Linked DNA regions of Homo sapiens: regions 1 and 3 are each linked to region 2. The links are chromatin loops, found by intact Hi-C in ENCODE. Cell type or tissue: Panc1. All regions are shown on one strand. Links, peaks and the distances in the headings refer to the core of each region. The heading gives the core; the rest is flanking DNA. Region 1 has its middle 840 kb from the start of LINC01676. Region 2 has its middle 180 kb from the start of LINC01676. Region 3 has its middle 900 kb from the start of AMY1C.

What was found. A loop is a pair of places that touch in the nucleus more often than their neighbours do. Peaks named below come from ENCODE experiments on the same cell type or tissue, not always from the same donor. Only the 100,000 strongest peaks of a DNase experiment are listed, where the experiment ranks them.
Region 1: it touches region 2 in a loop (4-fold over the local background); 35 of 110 quality-filtered maps call a loop at or near these places.
Region 3: it touches region 2 in a loop (10-fold over the local background); 11 of 110 quality-filtered maps call a loop at or near these places.

Annotation. Positions count from the first base shown.
Region 1 is chr1:104,777,302-104,784,336 of GRCh38, reverse strand. No RefSeq gene overlaps it. Among named protein-coding and RNA genes, the nearest start is that of LINC01676, 840 kb to the left of the region's middle. In Panc1, for the core only: CTCF peaks have their summits at 3,458 and 3,657 (motif pointing left); a DNase peak (open chromatin) is centred at 3,626; H3K27ac peaks cover 538 bases.
Region 2 is chr1:105,791,134-105,798,168 of GRCh38, reverse strand. No RefSeq gene overlaps it. Among named protein-coding and RNA genes, the nearest start is that of LINC01676, 180 kb to the right of the region's middle. In Panc1, for the core only: CTCF peaks have their summits at 4,210 and 4,424 (motif pointing right); a DNase peak (open chromatin) is centred at 4,448; H3K27ac peaks cover 224 bases.
Region 3 is chr1:104,644,879-104,651,913 of GRCh38, reverse strand. No RefSeq gene overlaps it. Among named protein-coding and RNA genes, the nearest start is that of AMY1C, 900 kb to the right of the region's middle. In Panc1, for the core only: CTCF peaks have their summits at 3,326 and 3,526 (motif pointing left); a DNase peak (open chromatin) is centred at 3,503.

The sequences.
Region 1 (7,035 bases), core at 1,358-6,357, 1.0 Mb after region 2:
CTGAATTCTTGGACTCTCACAGATTATGTAGTCTTTCTCCTTTGCAGAAAGATTTAAATCTCCTTTTTTAAAGAGGAGGAAATTTAAAAATATCTTCTTAAGACCCACATTGCTGTCGGAATGAACGGATTCAATCAGCTCCTACCATTAATGTGAATTTTTATTTTCAATATTATCTCTTACAAGGTGACTACAGATACATTCCTAAATAATTTTATGAACAAAGTTTATTTATTCACAGTTTAGGAAAGTGTGATCTGAGTGAGTTCTTTCTAGTTTCTGATTTGTAAGTAAAATATCTCTTTCTAAATTGGATACAAAATGGTGCAAATATAGAGGTTAAGGTGGGGATTTGAACCAAAACAAGGAAGAAAGACCTGACAAGTAACCCTCAGAGAAATATCCAGTAAAAAACAAATAGCCAGACAGAATTCAGTAAATAGGTGTGAACCTAAAATCAGGATTTAAGCAAGAGACTAAATATTATTGGTGGAATAGAAGTTTTCTTTTCCTCTTTTTGATGACTGTTGATGTACTTTGTCCTGATACAGTCAGAAACTTGCTTTTCCATAAAAAGAAATGAAACTGTTGAAACTCTATTACAGAGCAGCTTATGCATGCTAGAAAATGAACTGCATAGTATTAAAGCTTTAAACTATAGAAAAATAATACAGACCCTTCCGTATGCAAAGCTTTGCCTCAAAATCTATATAATTAACAAAACCTGGCCTTAGCTTTGGCTATTGTCTGGTATAATGCTGCAACAAATTCAAGATAACAGGGTCCCATTTATCTTTTCTCCAAAGCTGGGGAAATCTGCCTGTGTAATTTCATGCTAGCATGAGTATCTGAGACATATGACTGAGAGTTGACTTTATTATTCTAAATATAGCTTGATATTTAAAATAGAACCAAGTGGAGATTAAAGCTAGGATTTACTTTATTTTAAAAACGCTTAGTGAAAATATGTAATCAAGACAACTATAGACCTACAAAACTGACTGATATCCTGATTCCAATAATACCTGATTACAAGATACCAATAAATTTCTCAAATATACAGAATGAGTACAAATCTAATTTTATCATAACATCAAATGTTGAATGTATCGCTGCATTGCTAAAAGAACCATAAAAATAATTAGGTCTCTAATTTACCAAATATCAATTTCTCTTAGATCTCAATTATATTTAGTGGTCCTTAAATTATCTACATGTGTGCGTCAAATGTCAATGATATATTATCATGTTTTCAATAATACCTTGGTAGAATAAATTGGTAGATTGACTATTTAAACTTGGAGTTTTCTTCCATTTTGCAATTATATGTAAACACTTGATAAATACATTTGAGTGGTTTTCAGATAGAAATATGCCACATACAAAGGGCATGTACAAAGGACATCAGTACAAAGAGCATCAAACCTTTGGGGAGTGTTGGCATCTGACTTCAAGGACAGGAGTTGGCAAACAGTATGCAAATGTATTTCAGAAAGCAGGAGTAGCCTTCACAAAGACACAAGAGAAAAATCTGATAATTAAGAAAACTGAGATATTTGGCATATAGTAAATACTAAATGTTTGTATTATATTAAAATTATTGTTAATACAGCTGGAGAGAAGCATATAAGAGTCAGAGAGGTGAGAGCTCTGAGAGTTTTTTGAAGAGTGCAAATAATAAAATTTAAGAACTTTATACATTTTTGCATACATTCTGTGGAATAATTAAAGAGAAATATATGGGTAGTTAATTGATTAGATGCACATTGTGGATGATTGGAGAAGAATAGATAAAAATAGGGTAAAACAGATTATTGAAGTTTCATTGTAGTAATCTAAGGGAGATACAGTAAGTCCTAACAGCAATAGAGATGATGGGAAGAAGAGTATCATTACTTTTGGAGATAAATGAAGGGAATGGGACTTTTTGTGAGGAATGAAAGAAGGAAAGTAAAGCAAGGAATTTTAAATGACTTCATCATTCATGCTTGTAAAAGTAGGGGAATAATTCTGTAAACAGAGTGTCCAATTTGAGAAATATATCATGGTTAGGGAAGAAGATGCTACATTACATCTTGAGCATATTTGAGGTACCTGATGACTTTTAAGTGAAGACATCCATTAAACATGTAGAGATAGATATAAATTTGGGGAGTCTTAAGCTTGTAGATAGAAGGTGAAATCGTGAGAATGATCCCAGCACCTAGAGAGAGGAGGAAGAGAGAGAAGTAGGAAGACTGACATCAGAACTCTCCTAAATATCAATATTTCATTATTTACTTGTAGTCAGAGAGGACACAGAGACAGAAGTAGGAAGATTGAGAAATGAAATCTCCTAAATACCATTGTTTCAGAATTTTCTTATAGTCAGAGGAAGCTGACAACACACACACACATACACACACACACACACACACACGAGAGAGAGAGAGGACATGAGAGAAAAAAGAGGATGGAGAACTTTAAATGCGGTAGAAGAGAACATTCTGAGGAAGATGAGGTGAGTAGTTTCAAACACCGCAAAAACAAAGTATATCGGAAAGATTCACTGGACTTAGTAAAGAAAGGCTATGTCATAGAGAATGTTAGTTTCCTTGGAAGAGTGGGCCTGAAAACCAGGTGCCAGTGACTCGAGGACTAAATCATGGGCAAGCAAATTGTGAGAGAAGGTGTAACCTAGTCTATGGAAAACATTAGCAAAAACTCTTGGTTGTATCTATTTTTAATTACTAATGGTTACACTCTCCAAGGTTAGTATCATTGAAGTCTTGAGGCATGAACAAAGCAATAAGGCTATCACATTTCCAGGTTGAGGTGTCATTTATGAACTAAAATTAATGGGGTTAGTAACAGCATCCAAACTTGGCAGATGGTGTACAAGGAATCACGATTAACCAAAAGAGCAAATATAGAAGTCATATATTTTTGGTGAAAGGTAATGAGTTTGGTTTTTGACATGTCTGCCACATATTCTAGTGTACATGACTGGTTGGAAGGTAATTACAGAGTCTTAGTATTGGAAGACTGTTTAGTGATGGGTATTTGTGAATTTCTAACATAAAACCATGTTTATTTTATTGGTTTGAAGTCTGTGCCTTTGCCTAGGGGAAAAGAAATGAGACTGAAGACGGCCATTGGTTTACCCAAGAGGTTATTAAAGTCTATTAGGGGCTGGAGAAAAAGAAGCAGATTTAAGTAAAAACAGGGGTAGTTACTTGAAATCATACAATAAAAGGTGGCATGATTTCCTAACTCTCACCAAGGCTGTCTCATGTGCTAGCAGAGGCTCTCTCTCAGAATGTTCATGGTAATTATTACTGTGGAAGTGGATGAGAGAATATACATTAAAATAAAGAGACGGCAAGTATGGAAAGCAAGAATAAAGTAGATGAAGACCAGAATCCTGGAAAACAAATATATAATTGTTACATAGAGAAAAGAGAAACAGGCAAGAAAACTAAGACATACTCAGAGAGACAGGAAGAAAACCAGGGCAAAATAACATCTAGTAGGTCAAAGGTAATCTGGGTCCATGACTCTGATGGGTTTGACACCCTTTTGGAAGAGCATTTTCTGTGTAATTTAACACAAGGTAATCTTCTTTGGCTACTTTTCAAATTGGATCTTCTCTGGCCCAGATAGCTCTTTGCTGCCCCCTTCTGATTTTTTCTTGCTACAACTCCTGCAAATTAGAATTAACTGTGAATTTAGATCATCAACGTTATAAATTGAGAGCCTGACAGCACGTTACTACTAGAGGGCCTGATTTCTATACGCGACCCTTCTAAAATACGAAATTTAGTTGATGCACCCCTGGCACCTATGGTTATGCTAAGCCCATCTTTTACTAGTTCTACCCATTTTAATTACTAGTAGTTATCCTCAATGAGGATATCCCCATTGAGGCTAACCTCAATGAAGTCTTGACTGACATAAGCAAAGCAATGAGGTTATTAGATTTCCAGTGAAATTTGTGGTCTAATTCTATAGATCTGATGTCTGTGCACTTGAAAAGAGCTCTGAATATCTTAGTGTCCACTTACCTGAATCTACTCTAAAACTAACTCCTTGTTTTTATAAGAATGAGATTCTGCCTTGGGTTCCTATTCAGCAATTTAAAACCTGAATGATCTGATGTTAGGCACTCTGTTGTGCACTTCTAAATGGTTGGGCAAATCAAAACTACATTGCAATTACTTTTTTAATCATCAGTCTTTAATGATAGCCTTTGTTATACATGATCTCAATTCTAGCCATTCTTGTCCACAGCTGTATTCTTGATGCACTAGAAAATTTTAGAAAATACTAGGCTTTAATGGTATTTAAGTGAACTAATGGGTAAATGAATTTGGTTAAATACATACAGTAAAACCTAGACCCTATGTCTGATGTGTTTTCACTGTTGATATTAGATCTGTTCTGAAATAATTGTATACATTATGGTGTTTCACACAGACTTCAAGTGTCATCCAATATCAGAATGTCCTCTCTCTAAACTGAAATCTAAGCTAAATACATCGAATTTTTAATGCCCTTTTACACAAAGTTTGGACTTCAGCATATCTCCAAAGAGCCAGCACTCAGCTGGGTCAGTAGCTTCTCCATATCCAGTCAATTTCCAAATCCTCTCCTTCTACCATTGATCACAGTGGTATGGTCCTGGCATTCCTAGCAGCTGAACACATGAAAATTTTTCTTATCAAGTTTGTTCTCCTTGCAATGTAACAAAATAGTATACACATTTATCAGGATGTGTATTTTTTTTTAACTATTTTTGTCTCTTCCTATTGCTAACTTTGCTCTTTCTGGACCTTCTATTATGGTTCTGTCCATCCCTACCTCCTAGTAAACGTGAAGTGTCAAATGTTTACATTCTCTGAATGCTTATTTTCTGGGTGTGTGCATTCTGAATTTTACATATGAATTAAAAATCTTAATTCCTTTCTTAATCTTCTACAGATTGTGAAGAAACAAGCTGCTCTAAGTCTCAAGATTTTGTGAAGTCAGTGGAACTCTTGTAGATAATGTGGACTCCAACAAAGACAAAGCAAAAAATAAATAGACTTGAAACATCGAATCAATAAATCAAGATGTATTTCTGAAATATCCCAGGGAAGGAAAATACATGACTAATTCTATTTTTTCTCTTTGTAGTATAATTCTAATACCATTACTAATACTGCCAGTATTACTAGCTAGCATGTGTGGAGCTTGTAGTATGCAATGGACTGTCTATATAGAAACACAATTTATATATTATTTAATGTCTTTCTCATAAAAATTCTATTCTGATATGAAATAGAGAAAGAGCAAGAATCTTGCTGAAAATCAATGACCTGGGAAGTGGTGAGCTGGGATTTTCATCCATAAGTGAATAATATTTAAAGTTCTATAGAGCAGTTTTCTGAGGTTTGACAGAGATAGATAGGGTCAGGAAAGGAGCATGCATGGGGCTTCAAGGATTATGTTTTACTTTGTAGCGTGGCTGGTGGGTAAGTGAGCTCTCATATTTTTAGTCTTCACATTCTAGGCATACACTACAAATAGTTTCTGTATTATTTGTAGATACTCTGTATTCAGTTTGTAATAAGACTATTTAAAAAGGAAAAATTAATATTCCTCTAAGCAACAAGATATGCTCTACTTGGCAGTTTTAATTGACATCATGTGAATTTATAAAGAAAACATAAGTGTGCTCTTTTAATGATAGGTTTGCTAACCCCAAATTTCAGCTTACACCACAGGAAACATTGTAAAATATGAGACGGTATTTTAAGTGCATATTCACAGTTGTGATGGCCTGAAATTCACTTTTGTAAAAACGATATATTAAGCAAATATCACACATAGTTACGTGAGATTTTTTTTTATCATGTGCTGGGGAAAATCTGATTAAAATAATGCAGATTACTATATCAAGATAATCATTCATGATATAGAGATCTTATACTAAATTACCCAATGAAAATATAAGAATTAACTGTTAAATGAAGATATAAATTTAGAACTTATTTAGCTCAACAAAACTGCACAATTACAGCAAGTGCAATAGTTAAAATTAGAGTACATACCATTAAAATCATTTTCTAGTAACAAGTGAACTTGAATGTCATTTCATGTTAACTGAATATTAGTATTTCTTCATCTGTAATGTGCCAGTTTATATGTTTTGCCAATTTTTTTCTATTACATAGTTCTTGATTTTTTTAAATAGGTGTTTGATATGGTTTGGCTGTGTCCCCACCCAAATTTCATCTTGAATTGTAGTTACCATAATTCCCATGTGTTGTGGGAGAGACCTGGTAGGAGGTAACTGAATCATGGGGGCAGGTCTTTCCCATACTGTTCTTGTGGTAGTGAATAAGTCTCATGAGATCTGATGGTTTTATACAAGTTTCCCCTTTTGCTTGGCTTTCATTCTCTTTGCCTGCTGCCATGTAAAATGTGCCTTTGTTCTTCCCTCACCTTCTGCCATGATTGTGAGGCCTCCCCAGCCAGGTGGAACTGTGAGTCCTTTAAACCTCTTTTTCTTTATAAATTACCCAGTCTCGGGTATACCTTTATCAGAAGCATGAAAACAGACTAATACAGTGTTTTGTGTATCTTGAACACTGTTATCCAAAAATCTTCCTCATGATCATTCTGAGATTTACAGCATCTTTCTGAGGCTCTGGCTCATCTGTTTTCTAGATCTCATGTCTTCTCTTTCTTGGGTTACACTCTCATCTGAGAAGTTCATACTCCCTTGAGGCTTCCTGGAGGGAGGAGTTTGATAGAAAAATATCTGAGAATATACATGCATGAAAATGCCCTAATTCTCATATTCTTTTAACTTTGACATCAGAATGAAAATGTCTAGATTGGAAATCCAAATTCCATTTTCTTTGCAACCTGAATGATCTAGGATATCAAATCTAAATTAACTATTATGTATCCCTTTGTCCAATTGAAATTGTTCAAGAAAGGGCATGTTACTCCAAACAGACATAATTAGAAAAAGAGAAAAGTGCATTAGGAATTTCTAGAAAGCATGGT
Region 2 (7,035 bases), core at 1,388-6,387:
ATTCAAACTAATAGTTATTGATGGCCTATTCCACATTATATTACTCTAGTTGCTTAGAAAATTAAAGTAAGCAAAGTAGATAAATTTATCTGAAGTACTAGAACCCAAATTCTAGTGGGAAAAACAGAATGTAGGTATGTTCCGTTTTCCACACTGTCCCCATCAGTCACCATAAACTTCAGCACATTGGTCAATGTGTTGCTGTCATTGATCAATATACTTGCATGTCTGTATTTTTGCAAAGTGTGAAACTTTCTTCCATTTTTTTTCATATTAGTTAAAGCAGAGGTAATTTCTACAATAAACAACAAAATATTCAGCTCTTAACCCACAATATTTTGATTTCTATTTTATGTTATACTTCAATGTGTGTGTTCTTCCAAATTGTGATTTGGGAATTCATCTTCCTTTTATCTTGTGACATTTAGATCCCCTGGGACTCAGAGATCATCTGTGATCAGTTAGTGGAATGGAAAAGAAAGGGTGTAAGTGGTACAGTTCTCTCATAATTGTGTAACTATGTCATTCCATATTCTGGAAGTGAGGCACACCATTTTTCCTCACATTCCTTGGGTAATAATAAATCTCATGTTGCGCCTAGATGCAAGGGGCCTGGGAAATGAGGTCCTGGCCTGGGATGCTCCTTTAACTCTATGGGATGGAAAAGAGAACAAGAATGTTTGCTAGACAGATAATTTGTGTTTTCCAAACTGTGAAAGTTTAAAAAATGAGATATATACCTAGAAGGCTGCATAATTCAAGAAAAAAACAGAAAACATATTTTGTCTATCTTTGGTTCAATGCAAATAAACAAGTTTTAGCTGGAAAGCTTCTGTGTTTCCTATGTCATTCATTTATACTATACTCTTGTCACCCATTGGCAATTGGTTTTTGACTTCTGATCTAGGCCAAACTACTACTTTGGAAATAAAAAATAATCAGATAACGAAATAGAGGTTTTCCTAAAGTCACAAAATAAATTTACAGTAAGGCTAGGAAAATACATGAAATGAGTCTAACTTGAGTCTTATTTCATTTACACTTTTGTTCCTCTGTATTGTTCCTCTGATATGACTGCAAAAAATATGTAGAAAAGTATGTGTATGTGTACCTATATTATTTTTCTATTTTTGTGTTAATAGATGTTTATTTTTATCTTCACAGTATTTCCATTTTTTCTGGCAAGACCACTACCTTTGGAAACACCACCTCCTACTTTTCATGATTGTTTTGAAGCAGCCTATTGGTATACCCTGCTATTGTGGGCACATGAGTGAACATGTGATACAACTCTACTAAATCAAAGTACATAACCATAGCAAAGATTTGCCCATGAATTTGCATGTGATTAAAAATGGACCCATCACAGTTTTTCCTTGAGAATAGAACGAAACAGCAGAAGTGTGTGCGGAATTGGTGGGTTCTTGGTCTGGCTGACTTCAAAAATGAAGCCGTGGACCCTCGCAGTGAGTGTTACAGTTCTTAAAGATGGTGTGTCCGGAGTTTGTTCCTTCAGATTTTCAGATCTGTATGGAGTTTCTTCTTCCTGGTAGGTTCGTGGTCCCGCTGACTTCAGGAGTGATGCTACAGACCTTTGTGGTGAGTGTTACAGCTCTTAAAAGCGGTGCGTCTCGAGTTGTTCGCTCCTTCTGGTGGGCTCACGGTCTTGCTGGCCTCAGGAGTGAAGCTGCAGACCTTCACGGTGATACGGCCCATAAAGGCGGCCAGGACCCAAAGATGAGCAGCAGCAGCAAGACTTATTACAAAGAGCAAAAAAACAAAGCCAGGAAACATAAGTGGGTTGCCACTGCTAGCTCCGGTGTCCTACTTTTATTCCCTTATCTGGCCCCACCTACATCCTACTGATTGGCCCATTTTACAGAGAGCTGATTGGTCTGTTTTACAGAGAGCTAATTGGTCCGTTTTGACAGAGTGCTGATTGGTGCGTTTACAGACCTTTAGCTAGACACAGAGTGCTGATTGGTGCGTTTACAAACCTTTAGGTAGACAGAAAAGTTCTCCAAGTCCCCACCCAACCGAGAAGCCCAGCCGGCTTCACCTCTCAGTGGCACTTGCTGCAGGACTTTGCGGCACCTAGCCCAGGCAGTCCGGCAGCCCAGAGGGAGCTCATCCCCAAATCAAGCACAGGAGGGGCAGGCCGGCCGTGCAGAGTGTGGGGCCCGCAGAGCCGGCGCCCACCTGGAACCCGCGCTGGCCAGCGAGCGCCCCGCGCAGCCCCGGCTCCCGCTGGGGCCTCTCCCTCCACACCTCCCCGTGAGCAGAGGGAGCCGGCTCCGGCTTCCGCGAGCCCCAGAGAGGGGCCCCCACAGCGCAGTGGCGGGCTGAAGGGCTCCTCCAGCGCGGCCAGAGCGGACGCCGAGGCCGAGGGGGCGCCCAGAGCGAGCCTTGCCACCTCTCAGAAGGATTTTCCATCCCTTCTACTTTGCCTTCCTCTTGGTAATGGTAAAACTTTTTTTTTTTTTTTGCGGTAACTCTATCTCATTTTCTACAAAGTTTGAGAAGAAATCTCTCCCTCCAAATTTGTAAGGGACTGGTGATATCTTTTGTCTGAGATATGTATATCCTCTGAAAGCGTAGAGCTGGGACAATAGAAGTGGCCTGAAAGAAAAAGCATGAACCTGAGAAACGTTGTATGCAGGTGGATTAAGGTACATTTCTGCGATTAATGTGAAAACTTTGCGAAAGTTTACTGAAAGCTGAATGGTCATTCCTGTTGGTTACTGGGATATAAGTTCTCTCTCAATAACTGCCCACAATCTCAGCCCAAAACGGCAGCTTGCTGAAGTGGAAACTCCAGAAGCCGAAGTGTGTGGAGTGGACCACATAGAAATGGGAAAATAAAATTAAGCCAGATACAAATTTCCTAAGTTAGAACATTTGACATGACACTCAGAGCAATTAACAAATGTATACCCTCACAAGTGAGTCAGAATTCAAATTTTTGCCACGTGGAGGAAAATGATAACATGTATGGATTAAACAAAAAGCAGCAAGAAACAACAAAAGGAGGACAGCAAGAACAAACGCGACAAGTATATGACGTTGTTCACTAACAAGAACTTAAGATAAACAAAGTGAAGAGCAGAAAGCTAATCACTATGGTTAATACTAGAAAAAAAGGGAGTATTTTCTCTTGCCGTCACCTGTGCCCCAATGCTTGGGAAGATGCTTATGGGCTAAACACCACAGAATCCCCAGCATCTTCCTGCAGCCTACTGGAGCTGCAATTGCAACTATATGTCTAATACTATAGTCATGTAGGAGAGTTTAGTCTTCAATTGGAGTTTCTCATTTCAAAATGTATGGAACAGAGTTTTACTCAGTAATAAACTATTTGTGAAGACAGTACATTGAGTATTAAACAGACCTATCCACCCTTACCCTTTTGCTTTTGTTTTTAGAGCAAGACTGTTTTTTTTTAGAAGATACATCTTGTTTTCTTTTTATACCGGTTGCATTTGAATTTATTGTTACATTTCATGAAAAATATAACACATCAACATTCTGCTTTCTAGAACTTCTTAGTTATTTGACCATCTCTTCTGAGACTTTTTGGGAGTCTAGTGACCCATTAGCCTTTCTGGAACAGTGAGCTTTGAAGGAGGAGAGAGAAGGAATGTCTAACATGAGAAAGGGGCTGTGTTCAATAAAAGACTGTTACTGTTATTTCTGATATATGCATAGTACTGTTTAGTCTGGCCTATTTTTCTAACTTTTTATATCACTTATGGTGATTTTCTCTAAGTGTTAAATTAGATAAAATTAAAATTAAAAAATCCCAGTTGTTTCTTTTAGGGTTATGAATCAATCAGTGGGATCTGCAAATATCTGAGACCTAATTGTAACAAAAGGGCCACAGCTGGTTATTTCTACTAAATTTATTTCTGTCCTTTGACCAAATTAGACTACATTTTTAGTCATCATCGTATTTAGGTATGACTATGTGACTGAGTTCTAGACTGTTGAATGTGGATGAAAATGACACATGACATTTGTACGTTCGGGGCACAAAAAGCCTCAAGCATAATTTTCTGTTTTTTAAATGTCCTATTTGCTGGAAAGATTTGGCATATAACAGAGGACTGGAGGAACCTAGAAGAAGTTAGAGCCACAATACAGAGAAGCATGAGCTGCTATATCACTTATGGATGGCTGCCTGCAAAACACCAACACTGAGAAATGTAATATGTAAAGCCACAGAGATTGCTTGTTTGTCTCAGTTCTTCTATTCTTACCAAAAGTGGTTCATATTTTTCCTCCCAGTACTCCTGGGGCCCATAAGAATCACAATATTGTCTAGCCACTTGATTTTAATGCTTAGGCACAGTCAATGGCATGTGAGAATTGTTTCCAAATTTATGACCTGCAGGATATTGGTTTCCTATGAGCCCACTGAACACCACAAGGGGGCAGAGTTGCCTAAGCCCATCAATTAGCTAAACAAAATTTGCAACTATGACCCATTCAAGATTAGGCTTCTCTCTGGTGATGTGAACTCTTGTTTCTTTATTTCAGATATGTAGCAGCTTGGTGTAAAATGTTTGATATAGGGATATATTCATTGATGTCCTTGCTTCTTCTATTTGTTATTCAAAATTTAGGAACAAAAAAAATTCAGATAGCAAGTATACCTTATTACTACTGGACTCTATATTTCTATTTCTCATTATATAGATATGCATGTATCATTTTATATACTTATGTAGATATATAGAAAATACATATTTGCATAAGTATAAACAAAGATATAAATATACATATGCTGTTTATTTTTACAAAGTCAATGACTGTAGGTAAAAACGGCACTGTTAAGTAATTTAAACTTCCCCAACTTCTGAATACATTGTTTTCAAAAAAGTTTTAAATTACATATGTTCACAGATGTATGTATATTAAAGATTTACAAAGTCTAGGCCTTCCCTTAGCTTTGATGAGGCACTTTTTAAAGTGTGCTAATTGGAATTAGAATTTGTACAAAGCTACTACTCAATGTAGTTGTACCTGCAGAAGCATCTGACCCAAGTCACCAGTGATTTGAATTGTAGATCAGTGACTGAAATTGCAGTACTCCAACATTATGTAACACAAGTTCTGACCCACCTAGACCTAGTTAAGTATTAAAAATTTTGTATGACAAGGTGATAGCAACCACAAAACTGATAATTATAGAGAGGCAAATGTAGAAGTGAGGAGTAGAAAAGACAGGAGTGAGAAAAGAGAAGAGGGAAGAAATGGGGGAGGAAGAGGAGAGGAAGGAGAAGAGGGGAAATATATAAAAAGAAGAGGCAGAAGAAGTAGGAGGAGGCTGAAAAGGAGCAGGAGAAAAAGAGGAAGAGAAGGAGGAGAAAGAAGAGGGTAAAATAAAAAAGAAAAAGGAGGAAAAGGAGAAGCTAATGGCAGTGGCAGCACAGAAGAAGTAGGAGGAGGTGAAAAAGGAAGGAGAAATTTTCACCCAAAGGTGAGATAGAATACATGGTTTTCTGAGCAGTGCTTAGATACAGCATAAGTAAAGAGAAGCATATGGGGAAATAATATATCAAAATATTAACAAGTATGTTTTATTTTTAACTTCCTTGTATGTATCCTTTATTAATTAAAATGTTTTTGCTTCTGCAGGATTTGCATCACTAATATGGAAATACAAAGCAAAAGAAATGTCAGTATTACACTTTTATCTATAAAAATAACTTTTTCAGACTGGGGAGATAGATACACAGAAAGAGGTATCTCACTATATATATATTTCATTATGTATATACCCTATAAGTAAAATTGTATATATGTAAAGTATATATAGATAAATATACATACATAAATAAAATTTTAATTCATAATTCTCACACTGTTAAAAGAACAAGTGTTAACAGATAGTACATTTTTAGAGGCTTACTATTAAAAGAGCATTGAGTATGCTTTTCAGACAAAATTGGCAGAATTTAGAATTCTGTATATTTCATTCTTTGTCAACATGTTACATTTTTGTAAGGCAGAATGATTTGCAAACATTAAGAAAAATTGCCTAAAAAATGCCTGAAATAATTTTAGTTTTTATTTTTTTTTCTTATTTTGTTACAGCATTTTTGGTGTAGGGGTAATAATTCCACTTCTCTTCCATTTTTCTGCTCACCAACTTCTTATAGTGGGTCAGATATCAATGGTACAATAAAAGCTTGACTGAAAAATATAAAATAAGGGCCACTTTGAATCAATTTAGCACTAAACATGGTGGGTACTATAAATGGCTAAGTGGGAGTTGGGAGAATACACGATCCAAGAAGACATCACAAACCCTCCTTTAGCCCTCTGTTCTAGGTGTGTATGAGAAAAAGAGTTTCTAGGAAGACTACAGTCTTGAATCGTATTGTAATTTGTTACAACAAACTTTAATTTTTTTCATTGTTCTTTTTTTCAGGAAATTAGTAAACCTTTCTAAGTTACTTCTGTACCTGTTTTTTTTCTGTTGTTTCTATCTTTTGAGAAAAACAAAAATTGTGAAAGAGTTAGACATGGCAAAACATTATCAGGTTATTTGATTCTATGAAGGTCTGCATCCTTCATGGTCATCAAACTATTTTACAACTTGATATATTCTGGAATTTTGATAGTAATATAAATAATTAACTTTCAGAGAAAGTAAAATTAATGTTGTCGAAAGGAAGTATAATTTATTCTTACCCTCTTCTGTGAATGATGGCAGTTTTGTATGTATTAAATTCATTTCAGCATTCTTCATTGCCTATATATTAATATAATCAGATTATTTTTGATGCCTTTCTAGTTCCCTCATTCTTGAATTAGTTAAATAAAGTATTTGACCTGTGTTCACATTTTATATTTATACAAAAGTTACATTTTTTCCTCTGTTGAATTATCTTTTTACTGTGTCTTATGATCTAGAAAAGATCATCTCTATCAAGGTTGGAGGGGAAATGGCCTTAGGATGGTGAGATTAAAATTTTAACATCTTCAATGTGTCTGATTTTCAAATTAGACTCATTATTCTGAGCTGTCTGT
Region 3 (7,035 bases), core at 699-5,698, 1.1 Mb after region 2:
AAATAAGAAACACAAGCAAGCTTCCACTATACCTTGGTTTAGAGAGTAACAGTAAAAGATGGTGTTACTGGACCCCAAGACTTGTGGTCACTCATTTGGAACTGTAGATATGACAAAGTGCTTCCTGGTTGGAGCTGGAGCTATACAGGAGAGGGTTGTCTTGTAGGCAGTGGAACCCCAAAGGAGATTCAACCCCTGCTGGAAATATTGCCCAAAACAAGGGGACAGAGTATGGTTTACTTAATGTCCACGTGTATAGAGTGATAAGTCTGTGCCTGAGCTCAACTGCAGGAACTTTAGTTCTCCGAGATTGACCTGGCTACCACTATTGGTGAAACCTCAGCCTGTCAATAGCACCTATCAGTTTTTAGTGGAAGAATGGCTTTATTTCCCTGGAAGATTAGGCGTACACCTGATAGCAAGTTAATTACAACAAACCAGTTCCGTCAAGGAAGTATCCATGATTGGTTATCACTGAAAAAGCCACTTCATCTGAATATGGATTTGCCTTCCCTGCAGCATCATCTACAGATACCATCCTGATGTTGTACAATATGTTGATTTTGATGAAGAACTCGGATCACAGAATTGTAAATGCAACTTAGTGTTTCTTCTCATGAGAATCTAGCCTCCATGGTACATTGATGCAATAGCTTAAGACTCATTTACATTACTAACTAGCAAAGTAAATTTCTCAGATGTGGAGATGTTCTCCTTCAGCATGCATGACATTCTTTGAACCAGAGCTCAATAGGTGCGTTTTGTTTTGTTCTGTTCTGTTTTTGCCTTCTCTCTCTAATATTTATGACGTACTTATTCAGCTGCCACCCAGCAACTTGTTTAAAAGTGCTTTTGCTTCCTATCTCCAGAAGAGTTAGAAGAGAAACCCTTGAGAGCTCCCAGAGAAGAGACCAAACAATACTTGAAGTGGCAAAAGTAGGAGAAAAAAATTCTGGCAATTAGAGGACCACTTTAGGAGGACTAATATTTGAATAATAGGGAAATATCAAAGCAAGGCAATAACCAAGGAAACACATTTTTCTTTCACACATTTTTACAACTGAAGGATAAGAGTTTCCAATATGAAATTGCCTACTGAGTCACATCACAATTCATGAAGATAGAGCAATGTATTATCATGAAATTAAAAATTAAATTAAGGCTAGAGGCAAAGATAAGCCATTTATAAGTTCCAGAAAGTGGGAAACATTAGGTCTCATGAAAGACCATTAATCAGAATGGCTTTGGAAATCTTAGCAGCTTAAGTTATACTATAATACAGATTTTTTTTCTCTCTCTCTCCCCCAGATGCATACACACACACACACACACACACACACACACACACACACAACTTTCTGAGTATTCAATTTGGTTCCATTGTAAAATCAACTTTTGCCATAAAAATGAAAGCAGAGAAGCCCCTCATATATTTGAATCATGTAGATGAACCAGAATAAGAGAGAGCAAGGAGGCGGGGGGCAGGCACAGAAACTAGGTCATAACTAGGTCTCAGTAACATTATTTGTCTTGGTAACATTATTTGTACCTCTGAATCAATTAGAAGTCAGAATCAATACCTACTCTTTTCTTTTATTTACATTTAGTTAAATGAGTCAATGCAACTGATATTCTTTGAGCTATTTTGTTTTCCTGTTAATTGAAATAAAATAGTCCTAAATTATGTAAGAATTTTGTTTAGAGCAGGTCAGCCTCAGTTAATGTCACGATGCATATCCTAGAACAATAATAAAATGTAAAATTAATTACAAAAATGTGAGGGATAATAATTCCATATCTGAGACACTATAGCCAGGTTTAATCACAATGCGGTAAGACATAGAGTAATGAAATGTGTTGTATTCATAGAAGTTAGCATATAAAATGATAAGTAGGGCAACATAATACAAATTCATGGCATATTTAATATATGCAAGGCACTGAGATAAAGATTTTTCATGAGTAACATGTTAATAAATTCTCAAATGAAACTATAAGGTAGGTAATAATAAACATCTCAGTACCAGGTGATATTGCTATAACTGGAAATCTATTACAATAACATGATTGCTGTTATAACATGTTGAAGTATTTTGATGTGAAAAATGTATTTTGTATATCTACTAAGTCCATATCTGGGGCTACATTGAAGTAGCAAATGAAAAGCATGTTTTAAGTCAACGTTACTAGGATAAGTATAGCTGGTCAAAAATAGAAAGCTGTTTTGTGAAGTAGTGAACTAGAAATGCTCTGGTAGTATATCACTTCCATTTTTATAAGATGTTAAAGTATGTAAACTAGCAATTAATTCTACATTAGGTAGGACAATAGAATAAATAACCTTAGGACATCTTCCAGCTGCATAAATTATTGTTAATATTTTATTGGAATGACTAGGCTGTGGCACGTGTGATCATTATCAGTGGCCTCATTGGGAAATTCAAGTTACTTAGGATGAGAACTAAAAACTCTTTTGAGATTCTGAAAGTTCGAAGTGCTGTACAATTTCTTTTTTATATTACTTTATTTAACCAATTTAATTGTTCTAAGATATTGGTGTTTTCTTATTTCTAGATTTATAAAAAGCTGTATATAAGAGAAGTTATGTAGTTTAAGCCCACAAACTTAATGATTTGTAGAACTAGTATTTGAACCCAGGATTTCTCTAATTTTATTAGTTTCATTCATAGTTTTGTCCAAAGGAGGTGTGACCAATCCCATTAATATAATAAATTATTTACCAAAAGAAGAATTTTACCTGAAGAATAATGATAGATTCTTATGTATTCACTATATGACAAACTATTATAATATGTGTTTCATTCACTATATGACAACTAATATGTGTTTTATATCCAACTAACAAGAATTTGATATTTTCTTCTTACAGAGTATACCATATATATGAGCATGTGGTACACACACATGCACCTTATCTCTCTATATATACATTCCAGAAATAATACCTTAATTCCGGACATTTATTTTTTAAATTATTTGTTTGCTTCATAAATATCTCACATCAGTAACATTTCCAAAATGTTACACCCTAAAATATTATGAATGCTTTGAGTAATTAAAGGTAGTAAATTAACAGGCCTTGTCGATTCTTAGTTGATCGAACTCTAGTTTCATAAAAGAAAAGAAAATCATTCGAAAATTCAGGCTTAATTTTCTCACTGTCTTCTAGATACTCTATGTATCTTCTAAGAGAAACAAATGGCATGAATCATCAGCCTAATTATAGTAATGTCAGAGCTTGGTTTAGCTTACAGCAACATTTATTTTCTGTGCCTGGCTACATCTCTGTAATAATTACAGAGATTTGGCAATGCTGCTTATATAACCATTGACCATAAATTATAGTTAGACCAAACAGCTTTGGAAACTGATGGCAAAGCAGCTGACATTTCTAATTTACTGATTCTGTTGTCATTAGTGTAAAGTAGGTGGGGAGGTGAAAAGAGGGTCAGGGCTTAATCCTTCACTTGTTGAAATTCTGCCCACCACCATAGGGGACAATTACCCTTCAGGAACGATTACTCAGTCTTTTAACAAGAGTGACATCTGCTGGCCCACATATGCAATTCAAACTATTCCATTTTTATAATTCTTTGCAATAGCCTAGCTTCATTTCCACAGATGGCAAATTAGCTGGGTTTATAATTACAAAGGACAATATTTAGCACAATGGAGTCTTATTTAGTTATTTTAAATGTGTGGTTTAAACAAGATGACTCTAAATTTGTTTGCTTTTCATTGTGACATTTTAATTGCAATTTTTTTCATGTGTTTTTCTCTTCTTGCAAATGCTAGTTTTTTTCAAGTTTGAATGTAAGATACTTACGGTCTAGATATTTTCTGGAATTTATTTTTAAGATGTTAACTGTAATACTCCAAGACAATATTTTAAATTGAATGAAACAATTAAATTGCAAAAATGTCCTGTGTTTATTTTTTGTTTGTTGTGTTATACATTTTTTCTTTTTTTAAAATGTGTATTATATTTTCATTTACAATGCAGTATTCTCCTGATTAGTTGGTCTCTCTCAGGTGAATGTGGGTGTGCATACTTGAAAATGATATTTTTGTATTAGAGTCAATATGTAAATACTGTGTTATTTATTGTGAATACTCGTATTCCTTATATCTCTATAAACTGGTTGCTTTTATTTCTAGTAATCATGACCAAAAAACTTTTTTGTTGAAATAGACAAGTAAATATTTATCGTAATGCATTTTACACTTACGATGATTATTATGGAGTTGTATTTTTAGTTGACAAAAGTATTTTTTAATTTCTAAATACAAAATTCTTACATCAGGCAAATATATGAGCAAGTACTTAAAAAAGTAAAATAGTTGTTATAGGGATATTTAATTCTGGAATGTATTCCTATGTAAAATTATAGAAGTGGAAATATACTGGAATTTTTAGTTTTACATGAAAATAATGGAATTATAATGTTCTGTAACATTTTTAAACCGATTAAGACTGTATCAGATTAATAAGCATTAATATTATTATTTTGTGATCCATACCTTAAGATGCTGTATAAAATAATGGAGCTATCTTTTAAGTCCAATATATACAAAGGCATACACACTAAAAGCATCTAAGCATTTACAATGATTACGTTCTTACGCCTCTCCAATTAAAATTAAATATGGCATCTCAAAAAAGTCTTAACTTCCACATTTCACATTCTTGATTTTCTGTTTATATGTTACTTTATTTTCTATTAGTCTAAACAATTATGTTGGAAACATAATTGAACAAAGAAGTAAAAATTGGTATGATATCCTTAGGTCTATTATTAATTATCTGAGTCACTCAACCTTTTTCGTCTCTATTTTCCTACCTGTAAAGCTCATAATATCTACGCAGAAGATTCATGTAAGGATCAAATTTTAATATACTATATAGAAAAGTGTTCTATATACCATTAAGCACTTCTAGAAGTTGGTAGTAATTATTAATTGATCTCATGGCTATGTACATTTCCTCATTTATTCTCCAAAATAACATTATGACATAAGTAAATCTATTTTACAGGTATTAAAAAAATCAAAACCTTTAGATCACACTCAGATTAAAAATTCAAATGATGGAACTAAGAGCCAAATCCAAGTAATTTTGTCTCTAAAGCCAGAAAGCCATGTGGTCAAATACTTTTAATATAAACTGACTCAGAAACATGTAAATAATAACAAAAAATCCAATCAAGCAACATTAAAAAAATTCTAAGTAAAATAAACATGTAATATACACCAAAATTTCTATCCTATAAATAATTCATAGTTTAAAATATGCTTTCAGCATCATGAAGTAAAATGTCTAAACACTTTGTCTTTTTCTATTAAAAATACTAAAAAAATTGCACAGCATTTACTTGCAGGTACATCTCAAATATATTGTGGATTCAGTTCCAGATCATTGCAATAAAGGGAACATTGCAATAAAGTGAGTCACACAAATTATTTGGTGCATTGTCAATGTAAAATTCATGTTTACATTATAGAATAAATAGACTGTAGTCTATTAAGTGAGCAGCAGCATACATCTAATAAAACAATGAACATACCTTAATATAAAAATACTTGATTGCACAAAAATGCTAACAATCATCTAAGCCTTCAGCCAGTTGTCATCTTTTGCTGGTGGAGACTGATCAGGCTAGTGGTTGCTGAAGAGTGGGGTGGTTATGGCAATTTATTAAAATAAGACAACAATGAAGTTTGCTACATTGATTGGGTCTTCCTTTTTATTTTTTTTTTGAGACAGATTCTCACTTTGTCACTCAGGCTGGAGTGCAGTGGCACAATCTCAGCTCACTGCAGCCTCTGCCTCCCAGGTTCAAGCGATTGTCCTGCCTCAGCCTCCCGAGTAGCTGGGATTACAGGCAACTGCCACCGCGCCTGGCTAATTTTTGTATTTTTAGTAGCGATAGGGTTTCACCATATTGGTCAGGCTGTTCTTGAACTCCTGACCTCGTGATCCACCCACCTTGGCCTCCCAAAGTGCTGGGATAACAGGCATGAGCCACCGCGCCCAGACGGCTCTTCCTTTTACACACACGCGCGCACACACACACACACACACACACACACAGAGCATTCAATGCCGTTTGATAGCATTTTATCCACAGTAGAATGTCTTCAAAATTAGAGTCATCTTCTCAAAAACTGCTGCTGCTTTATCCATTAAGTTTATGGAATATTCAAAACTCTTTGTTTTCATTTTTAAAATGTTCACAGCACCATCACCAGAAGACCATCAAGGAAACACTTTCTGTGCTCATCCAACAGGCAACTTCTTATCCATTAAAGTCTGATCATAAGATTTCAGAAATTCAGTCACATCATCAGATTCCACTTCTAATTCTAGTTTTCTTACTGTTTCCACCACATCAGCAGTTACTTCATTCACTGACATTTTGAGGCACTGAAAGTCAATCCTGAGGGTTGGAATTAACCTCTCCTAAACTGTTAATGTTAATATCTTGACCTCCTTAGATGAATCACAAATACTCTTAATAGTATCTAGAATAGTGAATCCATTCCAGAATGTTTTCAATTTATTTTGCACACATAAATCAGAGGAATGACTATCAGTGGCAGCTATGACCTTATGAAGTGTATTTCTTACATAATAAGAGTTAGAAATAAAAATTAGTTTTTGATCCACGGGCTGCAGAATTGATGTTGTGTTAGGAGGCATGAAAACAACATGAATTCTCATGTACCTCACCATGAGAGCTCTTTCTTGGGTGATTATGTGTGCTGTCATTGAGTAGGAATATTTTGAATGAAAACTTTTTCTGAGCAGTGGGTATAAATCGTGGGCTTAAAATATTCAGTAAACCACGCTGTGAACGGAGGCGCTATCACCCAGGCCTGGTTTCATCTCTGAAGAACAGGCAGAGTAGATGCAACTTAATTCTTAAGGACCCTCAGACTTTCACAAGTGTAAATGAACACTGGCTTCAACTTAAAATCACTAGCTTCATTAGTCCCTAATGAGAGTAAGCCTGT